5 separate regions of the Homo sapiens genome follow, and regions 1, 2, 3 and 4 are each linked to region 5. A link is a contact called in ENCODE Hi-C or POLR2A ChIA-PET data. All regions are on one chromosome and are shown on one strand. Each heading gives the region's core, a stretch centred on a gene start or an enhancer-like site at or near the end of the contact. The rest is flanking DNA. Distances are from core to core; before and after follow the strand shown. Region 1 holds the start of ZNF850 (zinc finger protein 850). Region 2 holds the start of ZNF571-AS1 (ZNF571 antisense RNA 1). Region 3 holds the start of ZNF790-AS1 (ZNF790 antisense RNA 1). Region 4 holds the start of ZNF382 (zinc finger protein 382). Region 5 holds the start of ZNF420 (zinc finger protein 420).

What was found. A loop is a pair of places that touch in the nucleus more often than their neighbours do. ChIA-PET counts read pairs that join two places held with the same protein, here RNA polymerase II (POLR2A). Pooled maps may share reads with other maps.
Region 1: a loop to region 5 is called in a map of CD8-positive, alpha-beta T cell, with 15 times the contacts of the local background. The contact joins the promoter of ZNF850 here to the promoter of ZNF420 in region 5. A Hi-C loop is called at or near these places in 13 of 168 maps with a recorded cell type or tissue (B cell, CD4-positive, alpha-beta T cell, CD4-positive, alpha-beta memory T cell and 7 more), 24 of 37 single-sample maps with no recorded cell type and 30 of 50 pooled maps. POLR2A ChIA-PET finds 5 or more read pairs at or near these places in 2 of 52 experiments (HEK293 and WTC11).
Region 2: a loop to region 5 is called in a map of endothelial cell of umbilical vein, with 19 times the contacts of the local background. The contact joins the promoter of ZNF571-AS1 here to the promoter of ZNF420 in region 5. A Hi-C loop is called at or near these places in 1 of 168 maps with a recorded cell type or tissue (endothelial cell of umbilical vein), 6 of 37 single-sample maps with no recorded cell type and 5 of 50 pooled maps.
Region 3: a map of CD8-positive, alpha-beta T cell shows a loop between it and region 5 (21-fold over the local background). The contact joins the promoter of ZNF790-AS1 here to the promoter of ZNF420 in region 5. A Hi-C loop is called at or near these places in 2 of 168 maps with a recorded cell type or tissue (both CD8-positive, alpha-beta T cell), 9 of 37 single-sample maps with no recorded cell type and 14 of 50 pooled maps. POLR2A ChIA-PET finds 5 or more read pairs at or near these places in 2 of 52 experiments (CD4-positive, alpha-beta T cell and WTC11).
Region 4: a map of naive thymus-derived CD4-positive, alpha-beta T cell shows a loop between it and region 5 (19-fold over the local background). The contact joins the promoter of ZNF382 here to the promoter of ZNF420 in region 5. A Hi-C loop is called at or near these places in 2 of 168 maps with a recorded cell type or tissue (CD4-positive, alpha-beta memory T cell and naive thymus-derived CD4-positive, alpha-beta T cell), 2 of 37 single-sample maps with no recorded cell type and 10 of 50 pooled maps. POLR2A ChIA-PET finds 5 or more read pairs at or near these places in 7 of 52 experiments (CD4-positive, alpha-beta T cell, CD4-positive, alpha-beta memory T cell, HEK293 and 3 more).

What each region holds. Positions count from the first base shown.
Region 1 is chr19:36,771,549-36,774,248 of GRCh38, reverse strand. It overlaps ZNF850 (zinc finger protein 850), which reads left to right and starts at 1,442. Exons shown (of 5, transcript NM_001193552.2): 1 at 1,442-1,524. LOC728485 (a long non-coding RNA gene) reads right to left here and starts at 1,096. Exons shown (of 2, transcript NR_164117.1): 1 at 740-1,096. RefSeq lists enhancers at 1,182-1,341, 1,482-1,621 and a silencer at 1,608-1,902.
Region 2 is chr19:37,547,539-37,550,238 of GRCh38, reverse strand. ZNF571-AS1 (ZNF571 antisense RNA 1) reads right to left here and starts at 1,290. Exons shown (of 6, transcript NR_038248.1): 1 at 1,084-1,290. It overlaps LOC124904708, which reads left to right. Exons shown (of 2, transcript XR_007067248.1): 1 at 1-2,347.
Region 3 is chr19:36,796,206-36,798,905 of GRCh38, reverse strand. It overlaps ZNF790-AS1 (ZNF790 antisense RNA 1), which reads right to left and starts at 1,356. Exons shown (of 6, transcript NR_040027.1): 1 at 1,095-1,356. RefSeq lists an enhancer at 1,065-1,134 and silencers at 1,555-1,714, 1,725-1,794.
Region 4 is chr19:36,603,969-36,606,668 of GRCh38, reverse strand. ZNF382 (zinc finger protein 382) reads right to left here and starts at 1,356. Exons shown (of 5, transcript NM_032825.5): 1 at 1,322-1,356. It also overlaps a transcript of ZNF529 not described here. RefSeq lists enhancers at 905-964, 1,945-2,084 and a silencer at 1,325-1,384.
Region 5 is chr19:37,077,097-37,079,796 of GRCh38, reverse strand. It overlaps ZNF420 (zinc finger protein 420), which reads right to left and starts at 1,364. Exons shown (of 5, transcript NM_144689.5): 1 at 1,227-1,364. LOC105372390 (a long non-coding RNA gene) reads left to right here and starts at 1,600. Exons shown (of 2, transcript XR_001754095.2): 1 at 1,600-1,699. RefSeq lists an enhancer at 1,289-1,528 and a silencer at 1,619-1,908.

The DNA.
Region 1 (2,700 bases), core at 193-2,692, 310 kb after region 5:
TACCCATGGTTTAAACAGAAATTAAAATTCTACCTTCGTGGAAAAATTTGCCAAGTTTTAATGGATTCAGTGCTCATTAAAAACTTTTAGCCTGTCTTGATCTTTAACATAATTATTGGTGTGAAACAATGGCTTCTGTGGAAAATTAAAGTTTTAGTGGTTTGCTATTTGTGAAATACAGGCTTTTTCATGTATCATATTAGCATATAAGCTGGCTTAATCATTAGTACTGATCTTCAAGTTACTAAGACACCAGATATTTGTTACTTTGTAATTTGAGTTTTTAAAAAAATTCCGAAATTGGCTTTTCGATGTGTGAAAAGGACTACTTATTAGATGCTTGTTTTTAAATTTACATTCAATTAATTAAAGCTAGACTCTTTATATTCTTAGGCTTGGTATACTATTTGTATGTTTTGTAGTAAGTGTATAAAAATAATACCTTTGACTTTGTATAAAAAAAATCTTTCTTGCTTTAAAAGCCATGTTGGATTTGCATTCTAGACCGTAATAAATATAACTACTTTAACATAAAAATCTATTTATGTTGTTTATCAGATATTAGGGGTTTTTTTCCCTCTCCTGTCAACCTCCAAATAAAATCGATGCTCCAGAATGATGCCCTCTTATCATAATTTTACAAATACCTGGCTCCAAGGTTACTACCTGATACAAAAATACAATGCTGGTCTCCCAAACAGGCAACTCACATTGACACTCACACAGCTTCCACTCACACCTGCGATCACAAGGCAGCATCTTCGGGCCCTCGTCGGCCACGATCCGCTCCCAGAGAGCATTCGCGCACAATCTTATCCCATCCACGATTTTGATTCCTTTTCTCCCACTTCTTCAACCCTATCCGGGACGAGACCATCAGGTCCCACCTCCACCTTCACCTTCATTTTCCGCGCAATGCAGACTGAGCCCTGGACTCACCCATATACAGATTGAATTGTCCGGTCAGTGTTTCATCCCCTCTGCATTCTGAGGGCGAGTTAGCATCTGGGTGCATGAGTTCCAAACTAACAGCCAGGACCAGGCTTGGAGCCAAGAATCCTTTGGCTCGCATCGTGGCTGGGTTGACCGCTTTTCTGCCCTGGACTACATTTCCCATCGGTTCTACCGTTCGGGGCTACTTCCGCCGAGAACCGGAAGCACGTTTTCCTGTGTCTTACCCCAGATAACAGAGCTGCCAGGGATAATCAGGCCTGACCACTCTAGCGGGCGAGCCGGCCCCATAGCGAGCCGCTCGGCATGAGGGCTCTGCGATCCTCGTTGGAGAGGAGCGGTAAAAGGAAACAAGCCAGGCTTGGAAATGAGAGGCATAGGGAAGCCCGCAGTCGGGCTCTGGACTACATTTCCCAGAGGATCCCGCAGGCCGACGCCACGTCTCGCGAGATTTTGGCTTCCTCTTAGCCAGGTGGCGGGACCGTTTGCTGTGCCGATTTAGCTGCCGCCGCGCCTTGGAGTCCTGAGGAACTTGGCTAGGCTGGCCCCGAGCGGAACCAGAGAATGCTGAGGGTGAGGAATCCGGCTCCGGTCCTTTTGTGTGTGGAGGGCTGAGGAGAGGAGTTTGCGTGTGTGATCGCGATGGCTGCCGTGGGTCTCCGTGGTCTGTGACTGTGGCTGTGTGGTGCTGACTCTGGGTGATCAGGTGGGCGCTTGTGACTGTGCGCGCCCGGAGTGGGTGTGTGTGTCCTGGACGACCCTCGTTGTGCGTGCGGATGTGAAGAACCGGTGACTGTGTGGTTGGACTGCGTGTCCCGGGGTGGGTGTGTGACTTTGCGTGTCTGTGCAGTACCTTGTGTGCGTGAGTTGCAGGTCTGTGGCTGTGCAAGTGCAACTTGTGTGGCCCCTTGGTGTATGTGAGAGAGGAGAGTGTGATTGGCTGTGAGGCAGTGGGTAAGTGGATATGCGGAGGCATGTGTGCGATTGGGACTTTGTGTGTCCCCTTGAGAGAAAAAACTCTTTAGGCAGTTAGGGTGGGACCTTGGTAAAAGTCCTTTAAACAGAGAAACAGCCTGAAAAATCAGGCTGCAGGCATACATAAGGAAAACTCCACAGGGGGGTTGTCCTGAAGACATTCCTCAGCTGCACTGATAAGGGACCGAGGCCCAACATAGAAACGCCTTTGTCCTTTGTGTGACCAGCGGGCTTCCACGAAATAGTCGCTTCTTTTGTGGGCATGTACACGGTGGGCTCTGTTAGATTTTGAAGGGAAGGCGAGGGTTAAAGAAAGAGAGAGAGTTGGCGGCTCTATGGCGGGGACCAACTAAATGCCAGAGCCCACTGCCGCTTCCAGGCTGGGGTAATTACAGGCCTGGGCAGGAGGGGTCTGGGCGGTATGGCTTGTTGCCTGGGAGAAAGTTGATAAGGATGTTTCTTGGGCTTTTGCCCAGCAGGATGTGATAAGGAAGTCAGGCGGTTGGGAAGGATGTTTCGCACAGCCCAAACCCGGGTGGAATGTTTCCCTCTGACCAGGGTCTGTGAAATGGTGGGGGCTTACGAAACGGTGCAGCTTGGACTAACAGGTTCCGGCGGCCACTTTCCTTTTTTGGACATGCTTTAGACTGTGAGCGCGGCCTCTTTGAATCATAACTTCACCCCCTCATTGGTCCCGGGCCAAGCTTTCACTTCAGCCCCTGATTGGTCCCGGGCCAAACTTTCACTTCAGCTCCTGATTGGTCCCGGCCCAAA
Region 2 (2,700 bases), core at 41-2,540, 470 kb before region 5:
CAGCTACCCAGTCATTAAGAAATGTGAGTGTTGAGAAGGAAACACTCATCACCTACGTCCCCGCCAAGGTGGTCCTGGACGAACTGGGAAACATTTGCTGTGAAGGACGTTCTGGAGGACTGTGAGCCAGACCAAGGAAAACCTGGGCCGACGAGAATCAGGGAAGGCAAGAAAAGAGGGAGAACAGAGTAGAGGCCGCAGCCCAGGCAGGATCAATCCATCCCACTCCCATGTGCCTCGGGGAACCAGGGTCCAACAGGGGACCTGGCCAGAAAGGCGACAGTCTTCGGTCCAAAGGTTCTCCGAACACTCGTGTCTTCTATCGCCAGCACAGCGCCATGGTGTGGACAGGTTGTACAGTGAAGAGGAAAAGGGGATGGCGTTGGAAACAGTTTCTTTGACATCTGTCTGCACCTGTTCTGCAGGTGAAGGTGCGAGACCTCCTCCACACCTCAGCGGATTGTATCTTCACCCCCATCTGACCTTTTTTCTGCACACATCCTTTAATCCAGAATGAAATCTGAAGAGGATGAAGGAGTGCCCGCCTCAGGTCCTGAAGCTGCGACTCCGCCAGCCACCGAATTAGAAGTGGGCTCAAGGGGGTACTGAGGACAGGACAGCTAGGGTCCGTCCAGCCTTGGGTGTGCCGCAGGACCATGGGCCCCTGGAGGAATTTGTTCTTGGTTGTCGTGTGCTGGTCTTCTTTCTGGAAGAGTGGGCGGCTTGGGAGGGGAGGTGATTTGGACGTTTGCGGGTCGCAGCCAGCCCCCCACTTCACCGAGGCTTTAGGAACCAAGAGCGAAACAAAGAACGCTTGCCCCGCAACCCAAGCCCGGCCAAAGAGACGGGCGCATCAGAGCGTAGGCGAACTACAGAGAAACCGCGCTTCACTGCACGAGCCACATTTCTTTCACCGCACACCACACACACACTCACACGCACACACAGAAAGACACACGGAAACATCCAACAGTCGCACAGAAACACACACAGCCAGGCAGCTCCTGAGGCTGCGCGGTTCTGCTCTCTGCCAGGAAACCCCTCCGGAAAGAGAGCGCCCCGGGGAACACAGGCAGGCCGTACCTCGAAATCCCAGCGGGGACACCTGTCAGGGAGACGCACCCTCACACCGCCCATGCATGCCCGACGCATCTTTGGGATCCTTAGGGATCACGTGGTGCTTCCTTGAATCTCCGCTTGAGGTTTCTTCAGGCAGGTTCGGCCTTGCCCGACTCCTAGGATCGCAGGACCATGGCGACGATCCCGCGGAGAGGGGACGCACTGCCACAGACGCCTGGGGGCCAAGCCGCTGGGGCCAGTCCCCCGGCAACGGTGGCGGTTACTGTGACGCGAGTCCCCCCTCAGCGCTAGCGCCTGGTGATCGCGCCTGGTACGTGCACTTTCGCGTTCCCGGTTTGTGGGCCGCATTGTCAGGGCTCTCAGGCTGCAGCCCAATAGGAAAACAGTGGAGGCCGTGCAGGCGGCGGTTCGGGGAAGGAGACTGCATGCGACAAGCAGCGCAGGACCCTGACTGTCGTGACCTCAGTGCCTCCTTGAGCCGACCTCGTGTTTGGGTCCGGGTGTAGGAGGAGGTGCTTCAGACCGTGAGGTGGGCACTCGGGATTGCTCTTCTGATTTGATTCTGGACTGGAATCAAATTGGAATTGACCCGGAATTGGGTCCCACGGGGCTGGGGAACCAATCTGGTGAGGTGTGGAGGGGTCGCTGGTGCACAGAAACATACCGGATACCCTCGGGGTGGGTGTCAGCAGAACATTCCTCGGCTCCATGAGCTGACTGCCTCCCTTTGATCTGGGCCTCCCAGGGCTCTTCCTGCGTCTCCAAGCTCAGGGGCTCCTGCTTCTCAGCACTGCTGTCTGGAAAAGGCGGGAACGAGGACTAAGGCAAGCCCAGTGTGGGGCAGAGATGGCAACACCTGGAACTAGCTTTTCATGGGGGCAGATAATGTGGAGAGTGTCCCAATTACATCTCCCTTTATTCTATCCCATACTACTAAACCCCACCAGCTATTTGCCTACAAACTGTGTATCAGTCAGGACATCAGGACACCAAGATAAAGGACTAGAGTTTGGTAATCAACTACTGGCTCCTCCAGCAGCTCAGAATGTGGCCTGTATGCATCACTTCACTTAATTCATTCAAGAAATGCTGACTGAGTTCCTGCTGTGTGTTGGACACTTTCTTAGAAGTGGGACACACTGCAGTGTGTGGGACAAAGGCTGGGCCGCTCATTGCTTATGTTCTAGTTGAAGAGAGAGTCAATCAACAACATTCTACTTTCAGACATTGATAAATGCTGTCATGAAAAGACAAGGAACATGAAAAGGTAAGAAAAGGGATGGAGAGAGATGGGATGAGGGGTGCCTGGGCAGACAATGCAATGATCTGGCAAAAGAGTAGGACAATCATGAGACTGCATGTGTTCCAGTTTCTGCTGCTGTAAAACAGCATCCACAGGTTACATCTTTACTATTCTGTTACATACATACTATTATTTAAATAAAAAATAGTACTAGTTAACTGTGAAAATTGCAATTAATAGGGCAGATTAAACAAATCCTTTAAATTTAAACAAATGTTTTATGGTTTTTTATCCTCTGATACATTGTTTCAACTTTAAAAAACCCTCTTTATTTGATATTTAAACTCTATATTAATGTATATTCTTAAGATACATAA
Region 3 (2,700 bases), core at 107-2,606, 280 kb after region 5:
ATATCAAGGAGAAACATTAGTGGCTAACGCTGGACATTTCCACAGCTCTCACATAACCAGAAAAACTTAGCTTAATTTTAGTAACAATGTCAGAAGCACAAGCGTGCTGAGAATTAAGAACAAGGCCTTTGAAGAATGTGGGGACTGTTTTATAAAGCACTGAATCTTCACACCTCATGAAGACAGAGACCTGGAGCCTACAGGTGTCTCATTCACACTATGAAATAAATCCTACAAAAGTAAGAGATCCACTAACTTTTTAAAGGATTTAGGAAGATATATATATGAAATCAGCCAGGTGCGGTGGATCACACCTGTAATCCCAGCACTCTGGGAGGCCGAGGCGGGCAGATCACCCCAGGTCGGGAGTTCGAGACCAGCTTGACCAACATAAAGAAACCCCATCTCTACTAAAAATACAAAATTAGCTGGACGTGGTGGCACATGCCTATAATCCCAGCTACTCGTGAGGCTGAGGCAGGAGAATCGCTTCAACCCGGGAGGCGGAGGTTGCAGTGAGCAGAGATTGCACCATTGCACTCCAGCCTGGGCAACGAGAGCGAAATTCCGTCTCAAAAAAAAATAATAATAAAAAATAAAAGTTGTTTCTTTCACAAAAGTTACTCTACATACGTGCTCCAAAAATAAGATTTCAAAGACACTGGGGAAAATACTACTACTAAGATATCAAAACCAGGAACTTACTTCCTTTAAAACAATTCCAAACTAACTCGCTGCGCCTTTCACAGAAATTTCCCACAAGAAATATGATTTTATAAAGCCTGAGAAGTTGCTGCTGTTAGGAAAACCACCAAAACTAAAAATTGGTTTAATTAGCAACAACAACAAAATGCCATTTTAACTGGCTGTCCTTATCAGAGACAGTCCACTAAATAATGCAACTGGCAAAACGTGAGATTTTTTAAAGGGTGGGGTGCTTTATTATAAACATAATATAAACCAGGAATGTATTTTATTTAATAAACCTCAACCTGCCGGTCACTCCCTCCCTTCGAGGCGTTCTGCAACAGAACACCTGGCTAGAAATAAAAGGGCGTTTTACCCCAGTGGGATGAAAAAGCCCCGTTTTTTACCTTTAATCGCGAGACAATACGGGTCAGAGGTCAGGAAATTATGTCAGCACCAATGCGGGCGCCCACGAGTGCGGTGGACCGATGTGGAAGGGCCGGGACGCAGCCCGAGTCCCAGTTCCCGCCGTAGCGATGGCCGATTTCCCAGCCGCGGACGCTGAAAGCGAGGACTCCACGCCGATGACCCTTCGGCGTACCATGTCCGGCGGGCGCTTGGCCAAACAGCCCAAGACTGCGGAATCACACTCGCCACTGTGTACCTGGACGCCATCTGCAGACCCAGCGCCTGCGGGGATTCCGGAAACGGGAGAGCGGGCTTCCGGAAACGGTGACCAATGGGAAACGTGATCAGATGTTACTAGGCGAACAGTCCGTTTCCAGGCAACACAGAAGGAAGAGACGCTCTCAGTCACCCTAAAATAGACGGAGCTTTCAGCCAATGGATATGCAGGTTTGCTCCAGATTAGCCAATAAGAAGTGTTTGGGGCCGGCCGAGCGCGGCGGCTCACGCCTGTAATCCCAGCACTTTGGGAGGCCGAGGCGGGCGGATCACGAGGTCAGAAGATCGAGACCATCCTGGCTAACACGGTGAAACCCCGTCTCTACTAAAAATACGAAAAATTAACCAGACGTGGTGGCGGGCGCCTATAGTCCCAGCTACTCGGGAAGCTGAGGCCGCAGAATGGCGTGAACCCGGGAGGCGGAGCTTGCAGTGAGCGGATATCACGCCACTGCACTCCTGCCTGGGCGACAGAGCGAAACTCGGTTTCAAAAAACAAAAGAAGTGCTTGTGGCCGACCTTCCTACAAGCACAGCAGAAACTTTCCTGCGCATTTCTGCGCTGGAACGCCTACCCGCCGCGCCAAACCAAAACTTTGCAATCACGTTTGGTGCTGTTTCCTGCACTTTCTTGGAGATTAGCACCAGGCGCTGGAGACCCTCCCACCTCGCCCACGCCCACCGCCCGGTGAACACCGAGACCCAACCTTGTGCACCGCCAGTCTTGTGATCAACAAACAGGCTAGTAAAGTATAAAAATAAAATAAAGGAAATGTAGTCGGGCGTGGTGGCGTGCGCCTGTAATCCCAGCTACTCCGGAGGTTGATGCAGGAGAATCGCTTGAACCTGGGAGGTAGAGGTTGCGGTGAGCCGAGATCGCGCCACTGCATTCCAGCTTGGACAGCAAGAGCGAAACTCCGTCTGAACATAGTAAAATAAAATAAAGGAAATGGGGCCGGGCGCGGTGGCTCACGCCTGTAGTTCCAGCACTTTGGGAGGCCGAGGCGGGCCGATTACTTGAGGTCAGGAGTTAGAGAACAGTCCGGCCGCCAACATGATGAAACCCCCGTCTGTACTAAAAATACAAAAATTAGCCAGGCGTGCTGGCGGGCGCCTGTAATCCCACCTAGTCGGGAGGCGGAGGCACAAGAATCGCGTGAACCGGAGAGTTGGAGAGTTGGAGAGTTGGAGAGTTGGAGAGTTGGAGAGTTGGAGGTTGCAGTGAGCCGGAGGTTGCAGTGAGCCGGAGAGGCGGAGGTTGCAGTGAGCCGAGATCCCGCCCCTGCGCTCCAGCCTGGGCGACAGAGTGAGACTCCGTCTTAAAATAAAA
Region 4 (2,700 bases), core at 107-2,606, 470 kb after region 5:
AGTTATGCCAGGCACAGTGGCTCACACCTGTAATCCCAGTACTTTGGCAGGCCGAGGGGGCGGGGGGAGGGGATCACTTGAGGTCAGGAGTTCAAGACCAGCCTGGGCAACATGGTGAAACCCCATCTCTACTAAAAATACAAAAACTAGCCGAGCGTGGTGGCACAAGCCTGTAGTCCCAGCTACTCAGGAAGCTGGGGCAGGAGAATCACTTGAACTTCAGAGGTAGAGGTGGCAGTGAGCAGAGATCATGCCACTACACTCCAGCCTGGGCAAAAGAGCAAGACCTTGTCTTAAAACAAACAAAAAACAACAACAAAAGTGGTAGTTATGGTAAAAAAAAAAAAAAAAAAAAAATTTCCTGCATGTCCCCAATGGAATGCTATTCATTTCAACATACTGGTTTTAGTTAATATGGTGTTTCCAGGAAATGAATCTGGGAATTATGAAAATCATCTCTTCCCCTCTGATACTGTTATCTCTATTTTATTTGCTAAATTGCTACTTAGTTACAGTTTTGGAGGCAGGCTTAATGGCTACTATTCAGATAATCAAGTCTTACATAACCAACTAGCCATGGTCATAACAGAGTTCCTCAATCATTCAAATATTTAGGTCACTAAGGCCACAAAACCACCAGAAGTAACAGTAGGTTACAAACACATGCAGAGTCACAGTCAATCAAACATCCTTCAGAGAACCACCAACCTACAGGCCCCACTTGTCATTCACAACCTCAGACAGCAGCTAACACGACTCCAGGCAGTCACAACCACACCTACAAATCACTTGCAATTCTCCACACTCAAAGGCAGTCTCAAATGCGACTCACACCTAATCTAAAAATAGACACACGCAGAGGAAACCTCGCGCAGCAACACTACTCCGTTCACTTTTCACACACAATCGGCCACAACATCCCAAAGAGAGGCAAGCACCTAAAATGCAGCAGGTTGGGCGCAGGAGGCCACCCCTATTCAGCGCGCGCCCGCGCGCGCGAACACACAGCGCCCGCTCCGCGCGGGGACCCGCCGCCAGCGATGGCGCTTCCGCGGGATCAGAACGGGCAAAATCCCCCTTCGCGGAGCTCGCTCCGGGTCACCCTCAAGGTCACGCCCATGGACCACGCCCGAGGCCCGGCTCGTACAGATCGGAGCGTCTGGATACCGCGGTCCCGGTTTCCTCCTCAGAATTTCCAGGCCCGGCTCGGACTCTTGGTTACCTCCCTGGCCTCCCCACCCGGTTCCGCGTCCTTAGACAGCTCTCCCGGAACGGAGCTCCCAGTGCCCTCCTTGGCCTCCTCAGCACCCCTGGCACCCACCAAGCCTCACCCCCGGCCCAGGGTGAGTCGTCTGCGCCTGCGCACTCGCGCGTGGGCCTGAGCTCCCAGGAGTCTCCGGGGCGGCCCGTTAGTCGCCGCGCGGTGCTAGCTGCCGGCGCTCCCCTCCGTTTGCACCCACGGCCGCCCTATTGCGGCTGGCACTACGCTTCTGCCAGGACCCCGGCTCCCTTTTCCGTTGACCTGGTGTTCGTTTTCCATGTGGTGAGTTGAGGTGACCCGGGTCTGGATGCGAGAAGAGCTCACGGCAGGGGACCTGGGTTCATGGGACGCGGAGAGGGTTTGTGGAGGCAGAAGCCCCAGGCCTGTGTGCAAGTCACCTGCTGGGGAGGGAGACTGTGTGATTGTGTTTGTGTGTGCCGTTCTGTGGCTGCGTCCGTGTGTGGTGGTGTGAGTGGGCGCGCCTGTGATGGTCCCGGGGGGGCGGGGGGTGTGCACAGCAGGGGGTGTGTGTGCACAGCAGGTGCACAGCCCGGGACAGCCCTGACTGTCCCCGATTGGGCCCGCGGGACTGAGTGGGGGCGGGGCCGTTTGTGTGACGGCGCTGAGCGGTGACTATGAATGTGTCATGCTGTTATCAGTGATCCTGTGACAGCGCTGTTGTGACCCACTGGAGACTGTGATCAAAACTGGCCTGGTGCAGCTTTTGTAGAGTTTGATTTCTGCAGTTCTGGGGCTCAGGAATACGTGGACAAGGTCCCCGTATGGCTCGATCTGTGTCTGTGAAGACTCTGAGACCTTCTGTTCTAAAGCATGGCCCCTGTCGCTTTCATAATGCATAATACACAGTGGCATGCAGCCTCGCCAACCTCTGGGGCCAATTTTAAGTTACGTGGTTTCTTGGAGTTTGTTATACTGGGATTTCTTTCACTGCCTCAGTCATTTCACCTTATAACCACGTTGCACAGTGTGCAGTCAAATGGCTATCGAAAAGAAAGTTGGATATTTGAGATCCAGAATGAAGTTTCCAACTGAAAAAGCACAGCCTTGTGTTTCACATGGACAAGGCTGTGTTCTGATATGCACAGCCTCGTGTTTGATATGGAGATGTTAGAGCTGGAATTGCTCCCAAGGCAAGGTTCTGGGAAGATATGATATTGAGGCCCCAGGAGTAGGATTCGTTTCTCCAAAGATTTTGTGTGTGTGTGTGAGATGGAGTTTTGCTCTTGTTGCCCAGGCTGGAGTGCAGTGGCGCAATCTCGGCTCATTGCAACCTCCGCCTTCCGGGTTCAAGCAATTCTCCTGCCTCAGCCTCCCGAGTAGCTGGGATTACAGGCATGCACCACCATGCCCGGCTCATTTTTGTATTTTTAGTAGAGACGGGGTTTCACCATGTTGGTCAGACTGGTCTCGAACTCCTG
Region 5 (2,700 bases), core at 115-2,614:
CCACCCGCCTCTGCCTCCCAAAGCGCTGGGATTACAGATGTGAGCCACCGCGCACAGCATCCAGTGGCTGTCTTGAAGGTATTATCAGCCCTAAAATTCTCATCCTAAGACCAGGTCTGTAACTTGCAAATAACTCCTATTCATCACTCAGGTGTCCAAATGTCTGACTTCCTTACTTCTTGCCACTTCCCTGCACCCAATCCCCTTAAGGCTATAAGGCAAGAGGACGCAGGGAAGAAGTCGTGAACTCGTAAGTAACTACATTTCCCAAGGTGAACCGAGGATGGATACAGAAATGAAGCAATACAGGCCATGGATGAAAGGGCAGCCACTGTGGTCAAATCAAAAAGTCCTTAAGTCCTCAGAGCCACATGGGAGGAGCACAGAGCCACATGGGACTCACAATCCATAGGCAGACCTCAGCCCCAAATGAACCCCAGAAATACCAAAAAGAAATTTACTTCTGTACTGGACTAAACCCCCATAAGGTCACAGAATATACAAATGGCCACATAAAGTCACACATAATCACATTTCCACAGTTACACAGCTAGAGGCACAATCACCCAATTATGCTACATTGTTAGACCACCTTGTCTCAAACAAAATCCCATTAAGTACAAGGCATATAATTACATCCAAGCACCTTGTCAGAGACACATACCGCCAAAAACACCCTTTCAAAGCTGCAATTTTAGTCTCTTTACACAGTCATGAAAACAGCACACACAACCCCACAGTCACACACAATCAGACAGTCACCCAACCCAGTACGAAATCAGGGAAACACGCGGTAATAAACACCGTGTCACAGCAACACTGTCACACACCTTAAATTTACTGGCAAATCCATCCCACGATATCAGGTTTACACACAACCTCAAAGTGACACAAGAACATCCAAACACTCTTGTCACAACTGTCACACACTTCATAGTCACAGGCAAACCCCAATTATACACGCGGCACACATAAAATCACAGTCACATAAGTATATCCCAGCCAGGTAAGCAAACAGTCACAAACACCCTCAGAGTCACAACTCACACTCATACAAATGCTCATACACAAAACCACAGCCACACACGTCCAGTCGTGTATGCACAGGCAGTCGCCAATACCAGGCAGGCTGTAGCCTGCACACAAAACCGGAGACACGGCCACACGAGTAACCCCAGCGACGCTTTCTCCGCGCGTGTCCGCTCCGGCATCCCGGACACTCCTACCTTGACAGAGGTGCAGTTCAGGGTCCAAGATCTGGCTCCCGGGTTCCAAGCCCAATTTCGGGTTCGCCAGCCCAGCAGGTGCGGAGCCAAGCTCCTCCACAGACGCGGCCCTCTCCCCACGCGAGGCCTCCAAATCTCGCAAACTAACGGAAATGAAGCTACGCTCCGGGAGCGGTGCCTCTGGGAAATGTAGTCCAGCGCTCCGGACGCCGTGCCTCTGGGAAATGTAGTCCAGCGCTTGGCTAGCCGGCCAGAACGCCAGGAGGCCCGGGCCGCTCACCCCTCGAGGGGCTCGTGGGCTCGGCCTGTGGAACCTGCTTGTCCCGCCTGCAGCGCCCCGGAGGTTTCTGGGAGTGCCCGCCCGCCCGCGCTCAGTGCGCAGGCGTCAGACGCTCAGGGCCTGCGAGAGCGAGCTGAGTGGTCCCAGGGTCTACCCCTGGCAGGAGAGAGGGTGGGACCCGCCGGCCAGGCAGGTGCGGGGGAGGAGCTGGGGCCGGTGCGGGGACCCGCCGGAACCTCGGATTTGCAGAGGACCCTGTGTGTGCCCTCCCAGGCCCTTGGGGTGTGTGTGACAATGGGAGATGCCAGGTGGACTGAGAGTCTTTCCGTGGCCGGGTGTGTATGGTTGTGTTTCTGCCTGTGTGTGATTCTTCCTGCTGTGGGGTGTGAGGTGATTTGTACTTTAAGCTGCGTAGTAATGGGATTTTATAACTGTGTAGAATCGTCTAACAGAGTAAGACGATTTTACACAGATCTCTATTGTGGTTTGCTTATGAAGGGTATCTGTATGTATATCTGCTTTTTTGTGTGTGGCCGTAATTGAGTAACTGGTGATCTGTGTTATATAAACGTGCTTTCTTTGTGCTTGTATTTCAGTGTCTGTAAGGGTGCCAAGAGCAAATGAGCTGTGTGTGATCGTGTGTGACAGTGAAAATACTATGGCCAAGTTATTTCTTCCTTAAATAGTAATGTAATAATCTGGAAAAGATAATCAATTTATCTGACAAGTAATTTAGACATCATTTTTCTATTGGATCAAATATATGTGTTATCGGGAAGAATCCAAAATTAACGTAGTTTTTTCTTTGTTTTTAGAAAGATTATTTCAAAACCAGTCCTAGGGTAACTGCCTTTTCCTCTGCCACAGCAGGCCAAAAGTAGATATCCATTATTTTCTAATTAGAGGGTAAAGTTTCTCTTATTACTGGGTACGGTTGAGAGGCCATCAACTAATAAAATAATAAAACAACGTTATACATAAGAAGAGTGAATTTTAGCACAGTACAGCACTAGTCAGATTTCCCAAATTCTAGGTCAAACACTTGTCCTCATTTTCTGATGAGAAAACCTTGGCCGGCAGAAAGTAACTTAAGGCTGTAGAGTTTGTTGGTAAACCTGAACTTATTTTTACTTACTTCAAGACCTCTTGGCCTTTTATGATTTTTGAATAATCAAAAACTTGTGAACTTCCAGC